Linked DNA regions of Mus musculus: region 2 is linked to region 1. A link is a loop called in an ENCODE intact Hi-C map of the cell type or tissue named here. Cell type or tissue: left cerebral cortex. All regions are shown on one strand. Links, peaks and the distances in the headings refer to the core of each region. The heading gives the core; the rest is flanking DNA. Region 1 overlaps Rims2 (regulating synaptic membrane exocytosis 2). Region 2 has its middle 23 kb from the start of Dcstamp.

Region 1 (12,067 bases), core at 2,797-10,796:
TAAAGCTGAAAATCACATTGGCTTTTCTTTTTAGAGTCTCTTAGTTAGTTTTACTTAGTTTTCTTTGTCAAGTTCAGAGTCTATGGAAAAGTTTGTTTAACAAATGGCCTTCCTCCTTCAGGTTTTCTTTCTATAAGATCTGTTTGTATGAAGGAAGATAGACTATTCCATAGTATTCTTTTATAAATCTTATCCTCACCCCTCCCCAGGGCTCAGCTTTATCTCAAATACACGTCCTTCTTTGTTTTCAAATGCCAGGTTTTCCTTGTTTATTGCATCACAGGACTTCCCTATGGCACCGGCTACTCCAGTAGATCACTAAGCATTTTTTGTTAATCATATAATATCCCCTATATAAGGTGCTCTTCAATTTTAAACAGTCCATTTCTTCTAATTATTCACAACGCAGTTTAAAGAATTATTCCTATGAACCACATTTCCCGAGACTTAGGCATGTTCTCCATCCAGCTAGGAGAACATCAGTAGAGCGCACAGCTGAGTGCTTATTTAACACCTGTCACTCTAAAGCTTACAACTGCCTCCTGAAGCGCCTAATGATGCAAGGTGTGTGGGACATGTTCACTGCTGATATTTCATGCTCTCTGGGACAGAAATGAGTGGAACTCAGCACAGATCATGGGAACCGTGACATGGGAATCAAAACCATTGTCTAATTCTATCAGTAGAGCTGCTGGAAATCTGTTAGACTAGGTGTAAAGAAAATTCATCAGTTTTAATTTTTCCTTTTATGTTCCCTTCAATAATGGGGCCAGTCCTTAGCTCTGCAGATTGACAAAGCTGTTGGCTATCTATTCCCTTCAATAATGGAGCCAGTCCTTAGCTCTACAGATATACAAAGCTGTTGGCTATCTATTCCCTTCAACAATGAAGCCAGTCTCTAGTTCTGCAGATAGACAAAGCTGTTGGCTATCTATTCCCTTCAACAATGAAGCCAGTCCTTAGCTCTACAGATATACAAAGCTGTTGGCTATCTATTCCCTTCAATAATGGAGCCAGTCCTTAGCTCTGCAGATTGACAAAGCTGTTGGCTATCTATTCCCTTCAATAATGGAGCCAGTCCTTAGCTCTGCAGACTGACAAAGCTGTTGGCTATCTGTGAGGAAAAGCCTGGCTGGACCCAAAGGAAATGGTCAGGTGGTACAGAACTTACTTCAAACTAGAGAATAAGCAATATAGGTCTTCATCAGTACTCTGAAGCCCTTAGTAGACATTTTAAGTCTTATGCTTTAAAAGAAAGCCTGCTTTTTATCCTACCCATTGTTAACAACACAGATTGGTAGACTTACACAAGTCATTCAATGTCTTCTTTTCACAAAAATGCTTGTACGGTTTCTTTCTATCATGCATATAAATATCTCTGGGCTTCTTTCCAATTCAGTGGCTTATGGTAAAACCTCTTACTTCCACAAAACACCAAAACAGTCTCAACTCTTCCTTCTCATGAAGTGTCTAGGAGCTACGTTGGCTAATTCTTCAGTCTTCAGACATTCTGGAAGAAGTTTACTTCTGTTATTCAGGGGACTGTCTGGAACAGTGCTAGAGGGTCAGCCCTAGAAACCCTGTTCTAACTACACACTCTTGTCCCACAGTCCTGGCTGTAAGACACACTGCACACTCCTTACTTTCTACACCTTGGCTTTCTCTTGTGTAAATGGTAGAGAACAAAGATACTAACTGTATGGGCACTGTGAGAACTACCCAAGAGTGAATTAATCACTATGTGTGGTATATCATGAATACTCAGTAAACATACAAGTATCTTTAAGATTTTTGTTTTATTGGATAACTTAATAGTTTGTTCTTTCCTCAACTGATCGTGGCACTAGGTTTCATGATGGATGTTATAGTTTGAGTCTGAAATGTGCCCTGAAAGATTCAGTGTACAGAGATAGTTGGATTATGAAAGGCTATGACTCCATCAATGGCTTGAATACTGGCAGCTTCACCCCTGAATGGACTATTGTGGCATGATGGGATCTGTGCAAATGAGACTCATCTGGAAAAGTCTGTCTCCCTCGCTCTTCACTTGCTTCCTATGTAGTATGATATCATGCTTTTCAGGTCTAAAGTAACGGCACCCGCCCACCATGGAGTAAATTCTGAAACTTCGCTACAAGAAGTCCTTCTTCCTTTGACGTTGCTTATCTCAGGTGTTTTGTCATAGCTGTAGAGTTAACTAACTCGATAGACATCTACAGAAAAGCAAAGAACCTATTTTTTCATGTAATGTGGCCAAAATATTCCTTAAAATAAACCTCTTGGTTAGAGTTTGGTACTTTGTTCTATGTTTCTTAGAAATAAGGATTTATATTAACTAGAATTTAGAACAGGCAAACACCAACATCTCTTAACAAAATTTCAATATAATGTAACTTCCAAAGAATAAGCTCACAGCTTAAGCAGGATGCAGTGGCATGCACTTTAGAAGATGGAGCAGAGAGGCCTGGGTTTAACACTGGCCTGAGCTACACAGCTAGACCCTGTCTAAAACTTAGTTACAAATTCAGTAGTTCTGTGACTCTTCATAGACTGACTTTTACAGACCCCAAATGGAACACAATGGTTCCTAAACTTTGCATTGCGATGGCAAATCAGTTTTTATTTTCTGTTCATAAAATTTTTAAAGACCAGTAAGGTTTTACTGCCATAACTAACAGTTTTTCTAGCTGCTTTAAGACATCAATTTATTTAAGTATTAAATTATTATTAAAGTAGTATTTCCGAGAACCAAAATAAAAATAAAATCACCAAAAGTACACTATAATATTAACAAGCAATTTTTAGTCATGAGTGTGGCTGAGAGTCACCTGCAGAGATTGGGGAGGGACAGAGGGAGGGAGGGAGGAGCAACATGATAGAAATCAAAAGGGTTCTGTGTGAGTGCTATGCAGGTGTGTAGAAATGAAGTGTGACATTTACATAAGGGTGGTCACCTCCCCAGAAACACACAGTGTCACAAAGCAATGGAGTTTGCTCAGTAGCCCCATAACTGGCATAACTACAAGACTTGCTGTATGGCGATTTATTTGCAGTGGGTGTCCAGTCTCCCCAGCTCCACTGCATGGAGAGAGACTGCATCCCCTCCACCCAGTGGTGGCCACATGTGCAAGGGTTATACTCTCTCTATACTCTGGGCTCCTGAGTATGTCCCTTGGGATGCCTGTCTGTGCTTGTGTCAGTACCACAGTGTTGTGATTAGATTTCAGCAAAGTCAATTTGTAGTTCATTTAAAAATACACTTGTCTTTATTAATGTACATATATGTATATACAGGGTACATATATGACATAGATGAGCCATGTTTCTTATTGGCCAAAATGTATTTCACTGATGACATTGTTCCTGTTCCCAAGCCCATCACAGTGACCCTGGGTCCAGGTCACTGATTTGCTTTCAGGGACACTTTGTAACTCAATACATGCTGATAAAGGAGCTACATGTCACCAGCAGGTATATTCTTATCTTATTCTCCCAGAGAAAGTAATTTAAAATCAAATACCAGCCTCTGTAATAGTTCTGAATGAGCCATCTGACTATAATTCCTGTTGAAACTGGTTTTTGGAATTGATATTTTTTTCATTAGTATTTTGAACCTGTACTTAGAAATTTTAGTTTTTGACATTTAAAAAGCCCCAGCTTATTCACTTATACCTTGTTTAATACACCAACGTAAATGGATTTTCTGAGCCAGTCTTTTATACCCCATGTTCTCAGGAAACAAATCAAAAGTGAACATATGCCTCCCACTTTCATCATCTGAGGCATGCAGGAGAGAAGCCTGGAAATATTTTTAAAGAACAGGATCTATTGAGAATAAACTGTGCCAATTTATAGCTCCTTAATTAAATATAAAAGAAACTCAAGATCATGCATTTCTAGAATGTCTTAGCTAATGCCATTGAAACTTGTAGTGAGAAATGACTCATGTGCCCGAGCTGCACCTTTGATATTATGGTATCCTCGATAACACTCAGAATATTTATTAGGTTGAAGTCAGCTAAGTTTTATTTAGAGAATTTTGTGGTAGCTCTAGAAAAACATAAAAACCCTAGTAGTTTTTACTAAAGTAGAAAGTATTGATTATAGATAATAATTAAAAGTTTCCATGAATCTAAGTGTATATTTCTGAGCATACACATATATAAATGGCAATATAAAACAAGAAAATACATTAAAGTATCTTCTTAAATCAATTCTTTTGCTAATATTAAGACTTCAGTTCAGTAAGTATTTGCATAGTTTTAAAATTATCTTTAATATCAAAAATTGATATTTAAGGCAATAATTAGGCAAGCACAGTTTAAATCTGCAGTGAAATGCCGTCTCATGTCTGCCAACATGGCTTCCATCCCCAGTGAAAGAAAGCCATGAGAGGATGGAAAAGAAAAGAGATTCATTCATGGCTGATGGGTGTGTAAGTTACCCAAACATGGATGGAGGGTCTTCAAAAGGCTAAACTACACTATCACATGACCCAGAGATCTCACTTCTGGGAATACGTGCAAAGAAAAGCAACACGCCACTGTGACATCATAAACTCCGTTCATGGTTGTAATACTCAGAACTCACAATGCATGCAGCAGCGAATGTTCCCACACTGTGAGAGTGGGCCTTAGATGTGAGACTGCACTTCAACTCACTTCCTGTGATTTGGCAGACATTTGCTTCTTGTTTGGGGGCTGCATCACTGAGGCCCTGCCCTCATCTGGCCTAGCTCCTATAAGCACTCCAGTCACAATGGGTTGGCCATTACCTGATTTCCACAGGGCTGCATAGAATTATCTGTGCAACAACCTTATTTTCAAACAAGGTCATGTTTTGAAGTTGTGGGTGTCAGAACTTCAACATGTATTTGTATTTGGGAGAAATGAACTCAACCCATAATATTTAATAACCAAGTTTTAAAGTGTTCCCTCAAAACTCAGAGTTATACAAAGGAAACCAAAAGACAACATCAGTTATTTTTCCCCATCACATGTAGAATCTAGATTTCTACAAGTAAAAGCCATAAAAGTAGAAATGTTCATTTTGGGAAAAGGAGAGTCACCAGTTGAAGTAGGTAAGGGGGACAAGAGAGAATAACTGCAGGAGAATACGATCAGAGCACGAAACACCATGTATGAAAGTCTCTACACTAAAATTCATTTTGTACAATAAATGTATGCTAAGAGAAAAATGTGAGACTATATTTTCTATAATATAATATACAATACACTATGCAATACACTATGCAATATATTATTTGTGAGGCAATATTATCTAACATATAACATTTAAAAATACTTTTTACCATGTGAAGAGAAAAATTCTTATAATTTTCAATAATTTGGTGAATCTAGAGGACATAGTATTAAATAAAATATGCTAGCACAGAGAGGCAAATATGCACCGGCATAATCTGAAGATACAGTGACTACTGCAGCACTAAGGCAGCTCTTGAAGCACCCGTGGTAGGCATTCTCTTTATCTATCTATGGACCCTGCGTCCAGGCTCCATCTTTATCATCTCATTTTAGCTCCTTCACAGGGCCCTTCCTGCGATTTTGCCTTGAGTCTCTTCTACTTTACACATTTTTTTTTGTCAGATTGTCCTAGGCTAGATTTTCTTGTTTAAAAATCACATATTAAGGCCTGAGAGAATAGCTCAGCAGTTAAGAGCACATACTGCCTTTGCAAAGGGCCCTGGTTCAGTTCCCAGCATCTATGACTGATAGGTCACAACTCCTTGTAACTCCACATCTTTGGAGATCGAGGCCTCTGGCAGTCATGGGTATCAATATTCATATACATATATACCCCCTACTTTCATAATTTAAAAACATTTCTAAACTATTATAAAATCACACATCTTCCTTAGGGAAACAACAAACTCTCTCTGGGTTGGCAGCAGAAAGTCTAATGTACCACACTTGGCGTTTAGGTTCCCCGCCCTGTTAGTGCCCCCTCCTATCTCCTGCCCCTGCTGCTTTCAGACATGCACAGTTGCTACTAGATCTTGTTTTCCATGCACCCATCACATGGCTCTGGATCCACTCGTCAGTGTGGGAGTCATCTTCACAAAGCCTTCTGTCTATTGTTACTGGAGGCAAACCCCACCTTGTCCTGAAACTCAAAGGTACTGTCTTCTTCCAGCCTTCAGAAACATAATAGAACTTGTGTTTGAGCTCAGAATCCAGACATTTTCTCTAGTTCCGACTCTCCACTTACTTTTCCTATGCTGAAGCCTAGTTTATCACACACATCCTTCTTTGAACGCTCCTTTCAGGCTATGTATGACCGAGGGTGCAGCAGGAGGTCTAACTCAGCTGAGTTTCTGACCACATCCAGTCCTTGATTGTCCCTTCTTCCAACTAAGTTTAAATTCCAAGGTCCAGCAGCATCGTCACGGACACGCCCGTCAAGACCGGACTATCATATGGGTCTCCCGTGTCACTGTTCATACACGACACTGCACTGTTCAGTTTAATTCCGAACTGCTTGTACAAGAGTGATGGATGTTAGGGTGAATATTCTTGCAATATTTTAAGTCAGATAAAAACAGTTTTGAAATGTTTGAAAACCACAAGATAAAAGCATAAGCTCCAACAACAATAACAAAAAAAAATAAGCAAGGGTAAGGACTAATTAATTTAACCTAAATGCAGACTGAAGTACTAATATAATATTAGTGGTACTAGTACTACAGAAACAAAAGTTATTACAGAGAGTTATGCCCTTGCTTGCCCCCATTCCCACTGGTGTTGGTGTGCTGTTTGGCGGGAATGTTAGAATACAGAGACGGATGCTTTGCTGGGAAGGATGCAAGAGCAGCCCCCCACCCCCGCTTTCAGCAAAGAAGCTGTTAGGACCTTAGGTAGATTAATTAAAATATTTGGGTGGATTTGTTTGTTTCTGGGCATGTAGGTATAGAAACAAATTCTCCCCCCAAGATCACAGGGGAGCTAGCTTAGTGAGCAGATGCCCCTCAGTGGTCTCTGTGCTCGGTGATCTGGCGTTCAGCGTTACACAGAGAGGTATATGGCTGAGACATACCACTTCCCTGAGCACTACCTGTGCTGACTCCTTCCTCACCAGAAGAGACACTCTCCCTAGTGTGCTTACACACAGGGCACTTTAGTGTGGAAACTGGCTCATAGGCCACATGACATTGCAACATGTGTGTCTGTCTTATTCAAAGCTCCATCTTTCATAGGTGGTACAGCATGTACACACAGTAGTTACTCAAGGAGTATTTGCTGAAGGAATGAATGGAGGTAGCATTGAAGTTACTCAGGCTAACAGAAAGAAGAAGCTGAACTTAAGCTCTTGACACAATTTTCAACAGATCTTTTCAGCTTAAAAGCTAAATTCCTACATTTCATTCACATAGAACAAATGGAGTAGCAATTTTGTTCCCAATGAAACCTCTCTGGCACAGGCTGAACTACTTCTGCATGAGTTAGTAATTTAAGACAGAAAAATAAAGATTCACACTTTCCACTCTTTTTGTACCGCAAGGAAAATGAGACCGATGTTCAAATACTATTAAATGCCAACAACTTTCCTCCCAAAATAGCTTTATTATGCCTCATGACAGCAGAAGTCCTTACACTGCCATCTAAGCGCCACTTCTGAGCTTATAATGAGCATGGTATGATTCAGAAGAGCTCTGTGCCTATTTTACAAGCAGGAATCAGAACAAAATGTTTCAGTAAACATGCTACACACATGGTGGCCCACAGCCAAGGAAGGAAATTTCATAGCATAACACGTTATTCATGTATTAGTGGTCATGTTGGTTGCACATAAACCCACCATGCTGTCAGTCAAACAAAGTATGTAGCACACAAACATATTCAGTAGAAAAGATGGAAAGTGATAAAAAAATGAGCATTACTGACCCTTTCCCTACCATACCGCATTTTTAACTTATTTTATAGTTTACTTCTTTTACACACACACACACACACACACAGTATGTAGAAATATAAACATATATAAATATATATAATACATGCATTTTATAGTCTAGTCCTATATACACACATAATATATAAGTATATATTTTATAGTTTACTACTACTTATAAACATACATACATGCGAAAATGCGCGCGCGCACACACACACACACACACACACACACACACACACACATGCTATGTTCTCCTGGCAGTACCCTCATACATGTTTATCAGGCCTTCTGGTTTTGTCAAGCAGATGGCTGGGGTGACTGCTCTGTATCATCAAGGCTGTGAGTACTCTGTTATGCTCTCACAGTGATGAAATGTCCTAATGACACCTTTATCAGAACACAATTCCATTTTTAAGTGATGCTTGACTATCTGTTGCTTAAGATTAGATAATTGTTAAGTAAACTATATTTAGGGATGGGTTATATGACTCTAGTACAAATTTTCACCAAGCTGATTCTGAGAATGAATTTTAAGACAGCCGCTCTTCTGGGGAAAGTATGTTTTCCCCATCACTTTGGATAACTTAAAAAGGTGTTGCTACAGTGCCATGTTGATCATGATTCAGTTGCTCACTATTATCAGATTCAAAATAACCAAATATAGGAATAAAGACTGCTTGACACCACATAATTGTCTATTAGGTAATAGTGTCTTTGAAAATGCTAAAGGTCCTACCATATTTATGGTTTAAAACTTTTTTATATGTACCTTTTAAAATTATTATTATTTTCTTTATTTACACTTCAAATGTTATCCCCTTTCCTAGTTTCCCCTCCGAAAATCCCAACCCACCCACTGCCATTTCCTGGCTCTGGCATTCCCCTACACTGGGGTATAGAACCTTCACAGAACCAAGGGTCTCTCCTCCCATTGATGACCAACTAGGCCATCCTCTGCTACATATACAGCTGGAGCCATGAGTCCCGCCATGTGTTTTCTTTGGTTGGTGGTTTAGACCCAGGGAGCTCTGGGGGTACTGGTTAGTTCGTATTGTTGTTCCTCCTATGGGGCTGCAAACCCCTTCAGGTCCTTGGGTCCTTTCTATAGCTCCTTCATTGGGGACCCTGTGCTCAAATTTTATGTTGATGCTAAGGGATCTTCAATTAAAATTTTATGGCTCAAACTTAACAGGGATAAAAGTATAAAATCTTAATCTTATAAAAGCTTAGTTACAGCTAATGAAGACCTTCAAGTTAATGGTCAGTTACATTGAACATGATCAGGTGCTTTGCAAGGCCAAGCTGTGGCTTTCTACAATGCTGTCAAAGATCAGCGTAAGGGAAGTATCCAAAAATAAAGTGTGTTTAAGTTAGGTATACCTAACAGATTGTTGCTCAGTCAATGTACACATCTACCCAAATTACACATCTAGCAAAATAAAAACATTATCTTGCCTTTTATTACTAAAAATTCATTTTTAGAATTTATATTTTATACAACATAGACATTTAAGGTAACAATGTAAACATGCTTCAGATGGATTTAAAAAAATTAGGAGTAAAGGTGAAATTAAAGTTTTTCTTTAATATTTCTTTAGGGGAATATGCTGTGTAAGAAGTGCAAATGTAACTGCATATTTCTCAAATTCCCTTGGAGGCCAAAAAGAGTTAAGCCAAAGAATATAATAAAGATTGAATTATTTGAAAAAATTTTAACTAAAATTGTTTTTGATACAGCCTGAGAGTCTGTTACATAAGTCTATTAAATGTAATGAAACTTAGACCTGTGGTTCTCAACCTTCCTAATGCTGCAAACCTTTAATACAGTTCTTCGTGTTGCAGTGACCCCCCTCAACCATAAAATTATTTTGTTGCTACTTTATACTGTAATTTTGTCTCTGTTATTAATCTTAATGATTCTGATATGTGACCCTGTGAAAGGGCCATTTGACCCCTAGAGAAGTTGCAGCCCACGAGCTAAAGGTGATGACTTAGAGCCTCCCATTAAGGTTTTCTTTCATGAATCTGTTATGCTCTGACTGACTGTTAATACTTTTCTTCCACTTAGAAAGACCCTCAGCTAAATATAAATTCTCACACTTACATGAAAAACTCAATGTTTTCTCCTTCAGATTTTTTATGATTAGTTCTCGAGTACTTCTGACTATCCTGTTATCTAGCAGGAGAGTCTTCTTGATCTCAAAATTAAAATTGTCCTATACTTTAAAAATTCCAAATCTTAAATTAATGAAGCCTGCCTCAGATTTAAAAAAATTAAAGTTAATGACCATTATTAATTAAATGGATTGTGTTTATTTTTTTAATTTTTATACTTCCCTTTGTTCTGATAAATGATCAGACATTGGCAAGAGAGATAATAAATGGGGACTTGCAAAAGCCTATCCTCCATTAAAGGTGTTGATTTTTACAGTAAAGACATAATCCTATTTCAGGAAATTTTAATATTAATTATGTTACTAAAATCCCTTACTATACATAGGGTAAAGCTACTATAAAACACCACCAGATACTTCACTGGCAATTTTTTGAAAAATAAAAAAGGGGTAAGGGGCCACACCCATGTATATCTCCAAATATGCTTATATTTTGTTACCCTAACTCTGTAGAGTGACAAATGGTGAGCAGAGCGAGAGCCATGAGGGCAGAGAAAGGGGGCAAAGAGGAGGAAGAGAGAGAGTGAGAGCGAGGGCAAGGGCGAGAGAGAGACAGAGAGAGAGAGACAGAGAGAGAGACAGAGAGAGAGAGAGAGAGAGAGAGCGCTGGGTTGACTAGCGGTACTTTTATTAGCAGCACATGTCTGGTGCACCTGGGGGCAGGAGCAAGTGATGATGTAATCAGTTTCTAGGTCTCTGAGAGCAGGCCAGTGGAATTGCCTGTACACTATCACACGGTAAGTGTAAAGATCTAAAACCTAGTCAAATGGAAAAGATGTGATGTTTGTATCAGGACAAGGTTATGCTTATGCCTTTTTAGAAAATGAACAAAGTCCCGGATGGCTCCCACTTTGATACACTTGACCAGGACAGCATTCTAGAAACCTACAGACAAATGAAACATCTAAAGACAGGTGACAAACCCATCTAGAGGAAGAGTGAGCTGATGACTTGGGGAGACAGAACAACTTTAACTCAAGTTCAGACTTTGGGAAAACAAAGACACTTTCATACAGCAACTACTAATAAATATTGAAATTTTCTTTGATCTATTTGGAGCAAGTTTTCAACCTTGATGATAAAAGTGAAATCAGAGACTTAGATTTATCATCAGTCAAAGTTTTAGTCCAGAAAGAATATTTAAAATCAACCAAGCATAAAATATCTTTTATATCAGCCAATAAAAACATTATTTTTAGATATCATAAAAGAGAAAAAAGACCTTAAATGAGTAATGTCTTCCTGAATAGCTTTAAAGGTAGCTTGGTAACAAGCAACTGAGATTATATATATGAAGTTGAGAATAGAAACGTAGTAGTTTCCATGGCACCTAAAATCTTTGTGTTTTAGAAGTATATGACCCAATTTGTCATGTATAGGCTAACTATAGTCCAGCCATCATGAGAGCAAGAAAACACAGTGGCTCTCTGAGTATTATGATAACACTGGGATCTTTTTGTCTCTAGCTGTATAGAAATATGTATGCTAAATAGAAATATATATGTACATATATACATATATATTTATTTACAAAGAGAAAAAAATCACATGATTATACTTTCTCTTAATCAGGGTGGGATATGAGAGAGCAATGCACATACCACATCACACTTTCTATACCTTAGTCTATATAGAAATATGTATGCTAAATAGAAATATATATGTACATATATACATATATATTTATTTACAAAGCAAAAAAAATCACATGATTATACTTCTCTTAATCAGGGTGGGATATGAGAGAGCAATGCACATACCACATCACACTTTCTATACCTTAGGGTGGCTTTAAGAAATAATGCTGACTGCATACTATCAGGCATTGGAGATAATGGTTCCTCCATTGTCAATATAAATTATATAAGGTTGCCATTAGGTATTATGGAAAAATTTTTACCATGACCATACTGCTTTCAGTTTTCAACTCCAGCCCAACTTTAGAAGATATATGTATCTTTAGGACTTAGTTATATTTA
Region 2 (12,067 bases), core at 2,769-10,768, 130 kb before region 1:
TATTGTTCTAGACTAAGGTTTGCATTGAGTTTTATTTGATTTGTTTCTGGCTTTTTAGCTATAAAACTGTAAGACTTTTAAGAGATGCTTGGATGTGAGCCCACAAATGCTGGTTGACAATCAACTGGCCTTTTCAGAATGAATTTCCATATTTTCTAGCAGAACTGTGCACCGTTTGCCCTTGGCCATTAGTGCGGATAAATGACCTTGTGTTCCTAGTCTATGTCCTGAAAAGCCAGGTTTGGCCACCTGGCCTCAATAATACAATTAGAATGGACAGGTTAATAGTAAAAACCAAAGCTATGGGGTTTACTCAGTGTGGCCACATTTGGAAAAAAAAATGATAAAGGGATTCAATCACACTTTTCAAGTTCATTTTTGGGGTTCTGAACTGAAATTGAAGTTTAAGTAAGGGATATACATCTCTGAGTAGTTCCCACTCTCCCAAGTTCTCTACGCTGTATGAAATCTCCTTCCTAGGTGAAGTTTCTCCTTTGGAGAGTACAGGTCTTTATTACTTCTTCCCCAGTATGAGATTCCAGGAGGAATCCCACTTTCTTGGGATTTGTTGTGTCAATAGTATGTAAGCTAAAATAAGGAGCACAAGTGTCCTTTCAAAATATTATTCGGGCCAGAGTTGCATCTCCTCCTCTGGAGTAGCTGCTTTCTTATTGTGATTATTGTGATAAAACACCACGACCAAAGGCAACTTATAGGAAGAAAGATTATTTAGGCTTATGGTTCCAGAGGAATAAGAGTCCATGGTAGCAGAGTGGATCATGGCAGCAAGCAACACGCATGGCATAGGGGCAGGAGACTGGGGGCTCAGAGAGCAAAGTAGCAGCAGATGAGGTTTCACTCTCAAAGCTCACCTCCAGTGACACACTTCCTACAAAGCCAATGCCTCCTAAGCTCCCCAAGACAGGGGCAAAAATTGAAATCACAATGCTATAACCATAGAATGCCAAAGACTTCGGGAAACCACCCAAAGGTTGGAAGGGACAGGTAAAGAAGCTTCTAGAAATTTTGAAGGGAGCACAGCCCTGCTGACCTATTAATTTGCGCTTTTAGACTTCACATTTCTGAGGGCAGAGATTTCTATATAGTCATGGGAAACCATTCCGTGTCTGGTCACTGGTTACAGCAGGACCAGGGAGGTGGAGACACTGAGTAAGTCTGAGAGGTGTGAATTCTCCAGACTCTCCTAACTTAAGCATTCAACGCCTCCAAAGGACAGATGGGAATGTGCCACATTGCTTTTATTCTTCTGAATGGTTTATTTTCATCCCTAACAATGATTGCTAGAATTGGCCATAAGACGTTCAACACAGTATTTTAGGGGCTAGCTGGATATTTGCAGCACCACTGGGGTATGAAAGCCTGGCATCCAATGCAGGGGCTACTGGAGAGCCAACCTAGTCCTGCTGTGAGCCTCTACCCTTCCCCACATGACTTCAACATGGTTGCTTGGAGTTGGCATTGCCCCCCCCCCCCCCCCCCCCGCCTCCCACGCCACCCTGCGCCTGCTCGGGAGGTGGGACTCCGGAAGTTGACTGTGCTGATCTCACATTGGTGAGGGGCAGGTATTGGACTATGAGAAGCTGCTGGACACCGCTCCGGGGGTCCCGGACCTGCTAGGAGGCTGCGGGCATCTGGTTCTCATGCTCTTGAACACCTAGATGCTGTTGGGAACCACAGAAGCGCTGAAAACAGGGGTGGGGGCTCTGGTGGGCTGGATCTAGCCCAGGGCCGAAGGGGAAAAGAAGGGAGCTCCGGTTAGGTTCCATGGGGAGGAGAGTCCTTGGCTTGGTCAGTGGGCGGCTTAGCTTGGTGGAGGCCATGGCTGGGAGCCCTGAGAGGCCTTCTGGGATAGATTAGCGGCCAGCTCTTTAGACCAAGGCCTGTTCCATTGCTTCCTCACAACAGGTCCTGATGAAAAGAGACAGTCCATGGTTCTAAGGCATTTATTGTCATGGCTGAGAGTGGCCAAGAGTAAACTGTACCCCACTTTCTCAGGGCAGGCTTGAGGTTAAATACTTTGTTGCAGGGAGGAATGTTTTAGTATCATTGGCTAAGCCTCCAGGCCTTTAGGTAGTTCATTAAAATGGAGATCTGTCTTCAGGCTATATGATCTGTAGTCACATCCTCTACCTGTGGAGAGGCTTGGGGCGTTGCCCTTATGTGACTGATGGCCACAGAATTATGGAGAGCTGCAACCATGTGTCAGGAGCCTGGTGTTAAGGAGTGTGGCAGGGTTATCCACTGCAGGGTCTCCAGGTTTCCAACCTAGCTCAACCAGAAATCAGGCTGCCTTTCATAGTCCTACAGTTGTTGTTGTTTTGTTTATAGAGAAAAGGGTCAGAGGACTGAGATGCTGTAGCAGAGATGGAAACAGAAAGTAGCAGGTGCTAGGAATGATGATAGTTGCCCCAAGGGAAGGAGACTTTCTGAGTGCTTCATCAATGTTACTGCTTGGGGTTTACACAAAACAGGCCGCCAACAAAGCTGCCCTCTAATGTGAGAAAATGAAAAAAATATATGGACCATCAACTGCTGTGGGGAGTCAGTCTCTAAGATGAGAAAGACAGGCCGATGGAGGTTTGTAGATGTCTGAAGGTCATTGCCACTGAAGCAGTTAGTATGAAGTTCTATAGCTACACAGAGCCAGTGGTAAATCGGATTCCAGGGCTTCTGTTATAGACTCATACCCTTTTAGTATCATAAGTCAAGAATGAGAAAAGGCAGACAGTTTCACCTAGAACTTCTAGATTTTGTAGAGTCCCATTTTCTCAACATACAAAATCTCCAAAAAACACTGGAGCAGAATCTACAAACTAAAGTTCATGCTCTGGGTTCTACTTTATTTTAAAACACAGTAAAATACAATTTTATTTCTAACATTAATAATTAGATGAGTTCCCATAATAACCTGCGTCTTTGAATGTTCTGGAAAAAGCCAGTGGCTCTGTAGGAAATGCAGTAGGAGCTTCCTCATCCTGCAGATGAGATATAAGTGGGCTGCCTCACACACCTGCCAGACTTTAGGTCACACTGTCAATTTGGCCTAGAGTTTGCAACCCCTGGGACCAGGGGTTGGGTGGGGAGACAGAGTAGAGGTCAGAACAGACTCTAGAGCCCCTGGCTGACAGTTGAGATTTTATATTACAGAGTGCAGGGAGGAAAGTGGGCAGAAGAACACAGAACAAGAAGAATGAGAAGAAAGCCAAGGTCACAGAAGCAAAAGGTCTTGTCGAAAATCCAGGGACAGAGTTTTCGTCTATTTCTGGATAAAAGAACAGGATGTGGGAACCAAAACTGTGGTCAGTTCTCTAATGCCACCCAGCACGATGACTTAGGCAAAGCATCCTCTTTCTATTTTTAACTAGATGGAGCTGCGTCAGAGGACCTTGCTGCTGACTAATCTTGTCAAAGCGTCTTTTTCTGAATTGCATAAATGCCATCTACACAGGCTGAGGAACATTGGAGACGAAAACTTTAAAGTCGGCTGCACACGGGACACACTATAAATAGTGTTCTGAAGAGGAGCAGGGTGTTCCGGGTCATGGCTCTCTGGAAGTTCTCTAGGATTTCATGGTTGAGCCACACAGACATGCAAGAAGTCATTCATTGGTTTAAGCTGAATTAATGGCCAGTGGGTTCCCCCCCCCTCATTCAACGAGGGCTGCCTTTGTAGTGTAGATGATAGAAAAATGTATGCATATTTTCCGGCAAAATTATTTTTCTACTTGTATACCCCTTCACTAGTAGTAGGCATTTCATTGGAGGAAAGCAGTCGAGAATGGTTGCAAAGAGCTTTATGGCAAGAGTTACATCCCAGCCAACAACAAGACTTTAGTGACAGCGGTGTGCTAGGTGGTTATGGGCTGTACCCTATCACAGTTCTTTGATGGGGGGGGGGATGGATATTGTGATATCTAGGCTCTACTGCATCTCCATCCCATCCCAATACTCAAGCTCACAGATAGGGAAAGCTCTTGGTGCAGCCTCGAGTGCCAGGGAAGAGACAGTGCCCAAACTCAGCTGCCCACAGCTACCCACTCACTGGAGTTGGTGTATAAATAAATGCCTTGACCCTTCAGTGCAGTTCCATAAGCTCTTCAACACAGAATGGGAGTGGGGGGGGCAAGTTCTGCCAAACGAGGACTTATAAGTGAGAGTAGGGTTTGTTTTGTGTGTGTGTGTGTGTGTGTGTGTGTGTGTGTAGCTGACTCTCTACCTCTTCCACACAGGCAATCAAAGACTGAAAGCGTTCAGAAAAAAACACAGTGCATCTATTTGTTTTGTTGTTATTGCTGTTGCTGTTATTAACTTCCTGAATAATATACATAGACACAAGCAACATACACGCTGCTTGTATTGCATGAGATATTATTATTAGCAATTTAAATAATTCCTTTAAGTAAAAGTGCTGAGTTCACTCAGAGAATGTTTAAGTAAATGACAGAGCAGAGCCTATATAAATAGGATAGAAAGAACAGTGGTCACACACAAGTTACTGAAGCTGGAGAAGCGTGGCATTGCAAGGGACTCACCTAGGGGACACCCAAATGAACCAGGAACATCTTGCATGGAGTTTGTTGGCTCTACTTTGAAAGCAAATTATTTCCTCCAAAGAAGCTATAGAGACTTGTGGTGTTCTGCCTTGGATCAGTCTTGAGGAATTCCTGGTCTAGGTCCTTCATCTCCTCATTCAATATACACACACAGACGCGTGCACACACATATATGTATACACATACACTCATATGTATCTATGCATATTTATACACACACATACGATGAGGTCTCATTCTTTAACCCTTGCTAGCCTGTGTAGACCAGGCTGGCCTTGAACCTGCAGCCATCTTCCTGCCTTTGTTTCCAAGTGCAGGAATCACAGACACACCCTAGCGCACCCAGCTGGCATGACGTGTTCTCCAGGAAGCTGTGTGCTATTGACAGGCTGACTACTAATTACTGTGGTAGATAAGCGAAGGAGTAAGACATATGTTCTCTATTCATAAGAATGTTAAAATCTAGCTGGAAAGCCAAGGTAAATTATTCACCCATGTGTGATGTATTATTAAAAACCACATATCTGAATACAGAGGAATGAGTCATTATCATAAATTGGGATAATCTGGAAAGTCTCCATTCATTTGCTTTTCAGAGATAGAAAAAAATCTATAGCTGTCGTGCTCTCTCTCTCTCTCTTTGTGTTTTGATCACTCAGGTTTCTGAAAGACAGCCAAGATGAAGTAGGAGGAAAGGAAGGTTTAGGCACCAGCTCTGCTTCAAGCTCATTAGGAACGGTTGATCCAAAGAGCCCAGTAGAGAAAACATGCTGATGTACTGTGCAGCAAAGACCTGCGTTCAAGTCTGCTTCTGGAACAAGCTTCTCTGTGCTTCAGTTTCCTCATTCCTAAAACTGCAATACCATCAGAAATTTGGTGAGATGTTACACTCAGTAATGTGCCCGACACCCAGCAAGGATAGTAAGACTTACTATGTTTTCTGGGAAGAGCTGATTTGAGCCAGGAGGGAGAAGGACTTGGGTCACCTCACAACAGCACCTGAATAATAAACTCATTCTCTAAATTCTGAGTTCAGCATTTTTTTAAAAAAATTCATTACATCAAGGATTTTGAAAGAATATGTATTTTCTTCAACATATTAATGCATCCATTTGCAACACACGGGGCCTTATTATTCCTGTATAAACACTTTTCTATGACGCTTTCCTTTTCAAAACAATTTCGATTGATTTCTTTCTCCTCTAATTAATATATCATGTTTACAGCCAGTGCACCGCTTGCTGTGGAGAAGCAAGACTTCAATTTTCAGGTCGTCTGCCACTGACACCACACTCTGGCTTTAAACTGTATGAAATTACACATGACATTTAGAACTGAATAACGGTTCCAATTGCCTCTGAAAAAGAACATTTCTTTTGACCTAATGTTATCTTCCCCCCCTTTCAGAAAATAAATCACACTAATACCCCAAGAGCTCCTGTTGTTCTTTATGTTTCACTGACCAACCATGAAAGAGGAAGCCAATCAAATGCCAAGACTCAGGCCACCTTTGAGGTTCTCTCCAGCGGACTGCTGTCTCCCTAGGATCCTAGGTTTGAAGAAGTAGCAGTTTCCTTGGAGATTATTGAGCTCGGCCCTTTGAGAGATGATCTCTGAGCCGGGGTGGGGTGGGGGGGATGGGGAGGTCACTTGTAAAGTCAGCCAGCTAGCTGGCATTTAAAACAAGGTGTTGGGGAAGATCTGGGAGCATCTCTGTTTCTAACTTAAAAGACTCTCCATGATACCATGTCCTGTGCCATCCACGGACTTCTCAAATGCCTTTCTGCACTATCAGGTGTTCAGTTACATCATGCAAGCTCAACACAGCCTACTGCTTGCTCTTCCAGTAAATGTTTACTGGAAGGCAAACTTGCTCATGCAGCCATTGTGATTATAATGACAAAGTCAAGTCATTGCACCGGAGACTGTATGAAGGCAAAGCCTCAACTATTTGCCACCTGGACTGTCACAGAGGTCTGCTGTCTCTCAGGCCTAGTCAAAAGTCCTTCTCCACTGTTTTTACTCTGTGTATCAGACTTATTGCCAGAAGTTGAAAAAAAGAGGGTAACAACTAGAGAGAAGAAAACCAGAGGGGCCTGCATTTATTTATTTAACTTGGAGGGGAGATGTTCACCAGCTTTTACACATGTCATCTCATTGAGTGTCTATGGGGCGGATTGCTATGTCTTAGCTATACATATGGAAGCAGGCTCAGAGAGACAAGCACTAAGCTGCTTACATTTATATCACTAATGCTTAGCACAGGGATTCGGATCCAGCTTTCCCCAGTCTAAAAATCTGTTCATTCTATCATACTGTGTAGTTTTACAAGGTTGCCTTCACCTTTACAGCAAATTTATCTATCATCCCCTAAATTTAACAAAAAAAAATGTAATCAAGTTTAATCATCTAAACAAAGATACATTTAGCAGCAAGTCATGTTTATTAAATGGATAAGAATAGACAAAATTGTCTATCCTCACGAATTCACACAAGTAAGCAATTGGACCACAGAGAGGGAGGCAGTGTATTGGTTGGCAGGCAATTAGCATTTTGTGTTATTGAAGAAATTCAATGGCTCATCAATAGTAGGTGGAAGTCCTATGTGTATAACCAGTTACACAGTTAATTACATAGACACCACGTAGATGCGCTTTTACTTAATCAACAATCCCTCTTCTCCAAGGCTTAGTAAAATTCTCCAGATGAGTGTGTACTGAGGTTGCTTAATCATCTCAATTATTCACTTCTTTAGAACATATATTCCCAGGGCATGAATGCAGGTTTGGAAATTTGGAATTTCCTTTTCCTTTTTTGCATATGCACTCACTCCTTTCTGTTGCTGCTGTTGGTGGTGGTGGTGGTGGTGTGTATGTGTGTGTGCACATGTACACACACACACACACACACACACACACACACACACACACGTAAAGGTCAGAGGACAGCTTTTAGGAGTTAGTTTTCTCCTTGCACCTTGTCAAGGCACTATCTCTCTTGTTTTTGTAGCCCTGCATACTCCATGATAGCTGGCCTGCAAGCTTCCACTGATTCTCCTGTCTCTGTCTCCCCTCTGGCCTAAGGAGTATGGGGGTTGCAAATGCAAGCCATCACATCTGGCTTTTATGGACTTAGGAGATCAAATTTAGATGACATGGCTGTCACCTCTGATCCTATGCTGGCAACTTTGACACTGAGCCAACTCTAAGATGGAAGAGCAAGTCAGCAAGGGCTGCATGTTTGTCTCTGTCCCCCAGAGACCTCCCTGGTTTCTCTGAATCTATCCTTTTCCATAAATAAATGTATGCCATGGTCAGAGAAGCATCATTCCTAGCCTTTGCTAATGAGCCTGGAAGATTTGAGGCAGCACACACCACACTGTATACTTCACCATCCACAAAAGCAGAGAGCACTCTGTTCTAACTTCACTGACTGTGTGACTAGCTGTAGTTTATTTATGCCATTGGATTTTTAACTTGTTTGCATTTGTACAAATTGGTCTACTGGCCAACTTAACTCTGATTTGTTCTCTAAGTATAAAGTGAGGTTCACAGACATTCAGAATTTAGATTAAAAAAAAAAAAAAGGCAGTTGTCTCCTGTATCGTGTTACCATCTTTCCTTCATGTCTAGCTTTTGAAAATGTCACTAAAACTATTATAGATGGGAGTCAAAAGGGAAATTGACCTCTGAACATGTGGAAGCTTAGTCTACTGTTGATTTGAATCTTATCTGTGCAGTGTAGGGCTATTTAAGGCTAAGATAACAGATTTTCAAATATGGGTATGTACCTACATTCACCCACCATTCATTTTACCAGCCAGCACCTCTGTCCTCTGTAATGTGAATAATTGACCTCAATGGTATTTGTTACTTATCTTTGAGTGAGACAGCTAGTTCTTACTAAGAATGAACTATGTGAGACACTTTGTCATAGGGGAATTAAAAACAAAAACTATCTGAGAGCTTCAAAACATCCTGCATGGTGATCTTGATTGATTAGGTCCTAATGAGAAAAGCAGCAGACCCAGAATTTGAGAAAGGAAAAAAATGTCTAACATCACAGGAAGAATCATGATGAGACTATTCCTACGAATTAGTTAAAATCACTATATCTGCAGTAACAATATAAATCTATAACAATAGTAAATATGGTGTCAGTGAGGACATCAAAAAGATTCCAATGCAGCACTGCCACCAAACTGGGATTTGACATGAGAAAGGACGATGTTGTCTCTGATGCAGTAGACGTTATAAGCCATCAGAACTAGGGAAGAAAGGCAACTGTGTGAAGTCACCCTCGCCAGCATCTTTCTGCCTCTACGAGATTAAGAAAGCACATTTCACAATAGATAACTCCAAGAATTCAACCCACTCTTCATTTCCATTTAAAGTGGACCAGCTACAGTTAAATAATCATGCCGGTAGTGGTGGCACATGCCTGTAGGATTTACTGAAAGAGACAGAGGCAGGAGGATAACGAGTTTGAGGCCAGCCTGGGCTACACATTTTAGCCGGGCAGTGGTGGTGCACGCCTTTAATCCCAGCACTTGGGAGGCAGAGGCAGGTGGATTTCTGAGTTCGAGGCCAGCCTGGCCTATAAAGTGAGTTCCAGGACAGTCAGGGCTATCCAGAGAAACCCTGTCTTGAAAAACAAACAAACAAACAAAACAAAAACAAAAACAAAAAATCAGATGTGTAACATAGACTGTAATGAGCAGGCCAAAGTCTGTTTTCAACATCAGAATTGTTCCTTGTGACAGCATCTCCTTCCCAGGAAGGGACCCCTTCAGTCACAGGATAACTGTGTCCAACAGAGTGCAATAGCAAGTCCCAATTCCTATGACTCTTGCTAGAGACAAGAGGAGTGGATTTGATTTCTATGAAATTAAGACATTTTTGCATGTGATGCCCTCCCCACATAGAAGAAGCTGACCTGTGCATTTGTGGTAAGGAGGACAGAGGTACCAGCATGGCAGTCTAACATTGTTTCCTGTGCCCATAGCACTTACCTAAATCTACTGCACACTTTTATTTTTGGATAAGCATATGTGCAACTTCCTCACTAAGTTGAAAAAATACCAAAGGGACCAGGTGACCATCACCCTTCCTTGAGAGTAGCTGGGTCAAATGCTTGCCCCGGATATCGGTGACGCTGATGGTGAGGCATATAAATAGGCTAGATAATTACCAGAAATGAGATATTTAAAAGCAACATGCTCTCTCTAAAACCTGTCCATTTGATCCTTTGTCTGGGTTAATGTGAGTGAGATCCTTATTGTGTAGAGAGAATAAACTAAAAAAATTATATGCATAAAATCATTCATTATAGAAATTTGTTAATATATGCATTTCTTTAGGAAACACAGCAGGTTTAGAGATGACTCATTGAGAGAACACCTTCCTATCATTCATAAGGCCATGAGAATCTAAGGTTCAATCCTTTTTGCAACAAAATCAAACAAAAATCCCTATACACAGGCACATGAAAGCACATAAAACCTTCAGTTTTAAACAAGTCAAAATTGCAAATGCCTCCGTGCCTTCCCAGGTCCTTCTATGGCTGACAACCGTGTGTGATTATGGGCACTTTCACTAGAACACACTCTATAGCACTGGTGCACTGTGTTTATGATAATCAGAGATATGATTGTTCTGTGGTCTAACAGTTTAGGGGAAATTCAGGGTGACCAGTGTTAACAGGAATGTTTTTATTGTGGAGTCTCATGGTGTTTTCACTACCCCACTAGGCTTTGTGATTCATCCTTGAATTTATCGCGTGATGCTCATGCCACACAGCCCGCTTTTTACGAAGCAACCATGGAGCTAGTGGTGTTTGTAATTTGATTGGAAAAATTCTTAATCAGACACGTTTCTAATGTAGGTCTCTTCTGTTAAAGAGATCTCACCACTGAGGAGCTGTAATTCTGCAGGATTCCATGGGGCGTGGTTCTAAATGGCAGCTGCCTGGAAGAATCCCTAAGCAGCTTCAAACAGGCCAGTGTGGGGGTCCCTGCCCTGGCAGCAAAGTCAGGTCCTCGGAGGATGGATTGAAGTAGTAAGCTTTAGAGCTACACATCCTAGGAATTATTCCTCCCCACCAGCCTGGGAACCATGGACCAACAATGTGAACTCTTCTTAAACGATGAATGCATGTGCAGGAACTCCATGGAATCTGCCTCCCCATCCTACCAAACACCTACAGTGTTAGGATGCCTCATTTACATACATGTAAAATCAGAGATAGGTCAAGCCTGATTGTGTATGCCTTTAAATTCATCATTCTGGAGGCAGATACAAGTGGATGTGAGTTCTAGGCCTGTTCTGTAGAGTGTGTCCCAATCCCTTACTTAGTAAGACCAAGTCTTTAAGCAGACATGTGATGCATGTCTTTAATCCCAGCACTCAGGAGGCTGAGGCAGGTAGATCACTGTGAGTTCAAGGCCAGCCTGATACACACACACACACACACACACACACACACACACACACACACACTTCTCCAGGACAGCCATGGCTACATGAAGGGACCTTGTCTCAAAACAAACAAACAAACAAACAAACAAACAAAAAAACAAGACAAAACATTTTAATAGGCTTATGTGAAGTATTCAGATAGTGAATACGCCCTTGAAAAGATATGCAACCTCATCTGTCACTGGAAAAATTAAACTTCTAAAAACAATACTACTAGACTAAGTTGGACCAAAGTCATATTTGTAAAATAAATAAATAGAAGTAAAGAATACAGAAAAAAGAGGGACAATATTTTATAGAAGATTTGGGGCCAAGGAGGGAAAATGATAAAAGCTTAAGAGGCACTAACACAGAGAGCTTTATTCAAGTGTCCTTCAGAGAACAAAACCAACAGGAGCAGTGAGGGAGCCTCCAGCCGGAGGAGGGAAGTTTTGAGCACTCCCAGGAGAGGGGAAGGGACAGTAGGAGCCAGCTACATGTGTAGGTGACATGGCTAGGAGCATATAGGTCAACAACTCGGAAGCTTGTAGGACCTGTTGTCTTAGGACCACAAGACTCTTCCTGGCTGGTGGACAGCAAGAAGTAAAAGAGGTTTCCATGGATACGCAAAGCAGGTAACCTCTAGACCAGCAATTCTCAACCTGTGGGGCATGACCCCTCTGTGGGTTACATGCCAGGCATCCTGCATATCAGATATTTATATTATGTTTCATAACAGTAGCAAAGTTACAGCTGTGAAGTAACAGAGAAATAATTTTATGGGTAGGGTTCAAAGGAGCATGAGGAAGTGTATTAAAGGGTTGCATTGCTAGGTCCGTTGAGAACACTGCTCTAGGTGGTAGACAGCTGCTTGAACACGTAGAACACTACTAGCACAGATGGCCAAGCTATTACTAATACAGGGTTTCAGCCTGTGGTGAACAAATAACCTACAAAGTCAACCCAAGAGGACCATCTTTTTACCCATTTCTATAACATACCTGCTTTGCTGAGCCATTAAAAGTCTACCAGGGATAA

Evidence for each region. Peaks named below come from ENCODE experiments on the same cell type or tissue, not always from the same donor. Only the 100,000 strongest peaks of a DNase experiment are listed, where the experiment ranks them.
Region 2: it touches region 1 in a loop (2.5-fold over the local background); 1 of 42 quality-filtered maps calls a loop at or near these places.

The regions. Positions count from the first base shown.
Region 1 is chr15:39,631,577-39,643,643 of GRCm38, reverse strand. The region is part of intron 22 of Rims2 (regulating synaptic membrane exocytosis 2); the gene reads right to left. Among named protein-coding and RNA genes, the nearest start is that of Dcstamp, 110 kb to the left of the region's middle. In left cerebral cortex, for the core only: no CTCF peak of the experiment used is centred there; a DNase peak (open chromatin) is centred at 7,567.
Region 2 is chr15:39,762,425-39,774,491 of GRCm38, reverse strand. It overlaps a transcript of Dpys not described here. Among named protein-coding and RNA genes, the nearest start is that of Dcstamp, 23 kb to the right of the region's middle. In left cerebral cortex, for the core only: no CTCF peak of the experiment used is centred there; DNase peaks (open chromatin) are centred at 3,403, 4,947, 5,292 and 6,806; H3K27ac peaks cover 1,215 bases.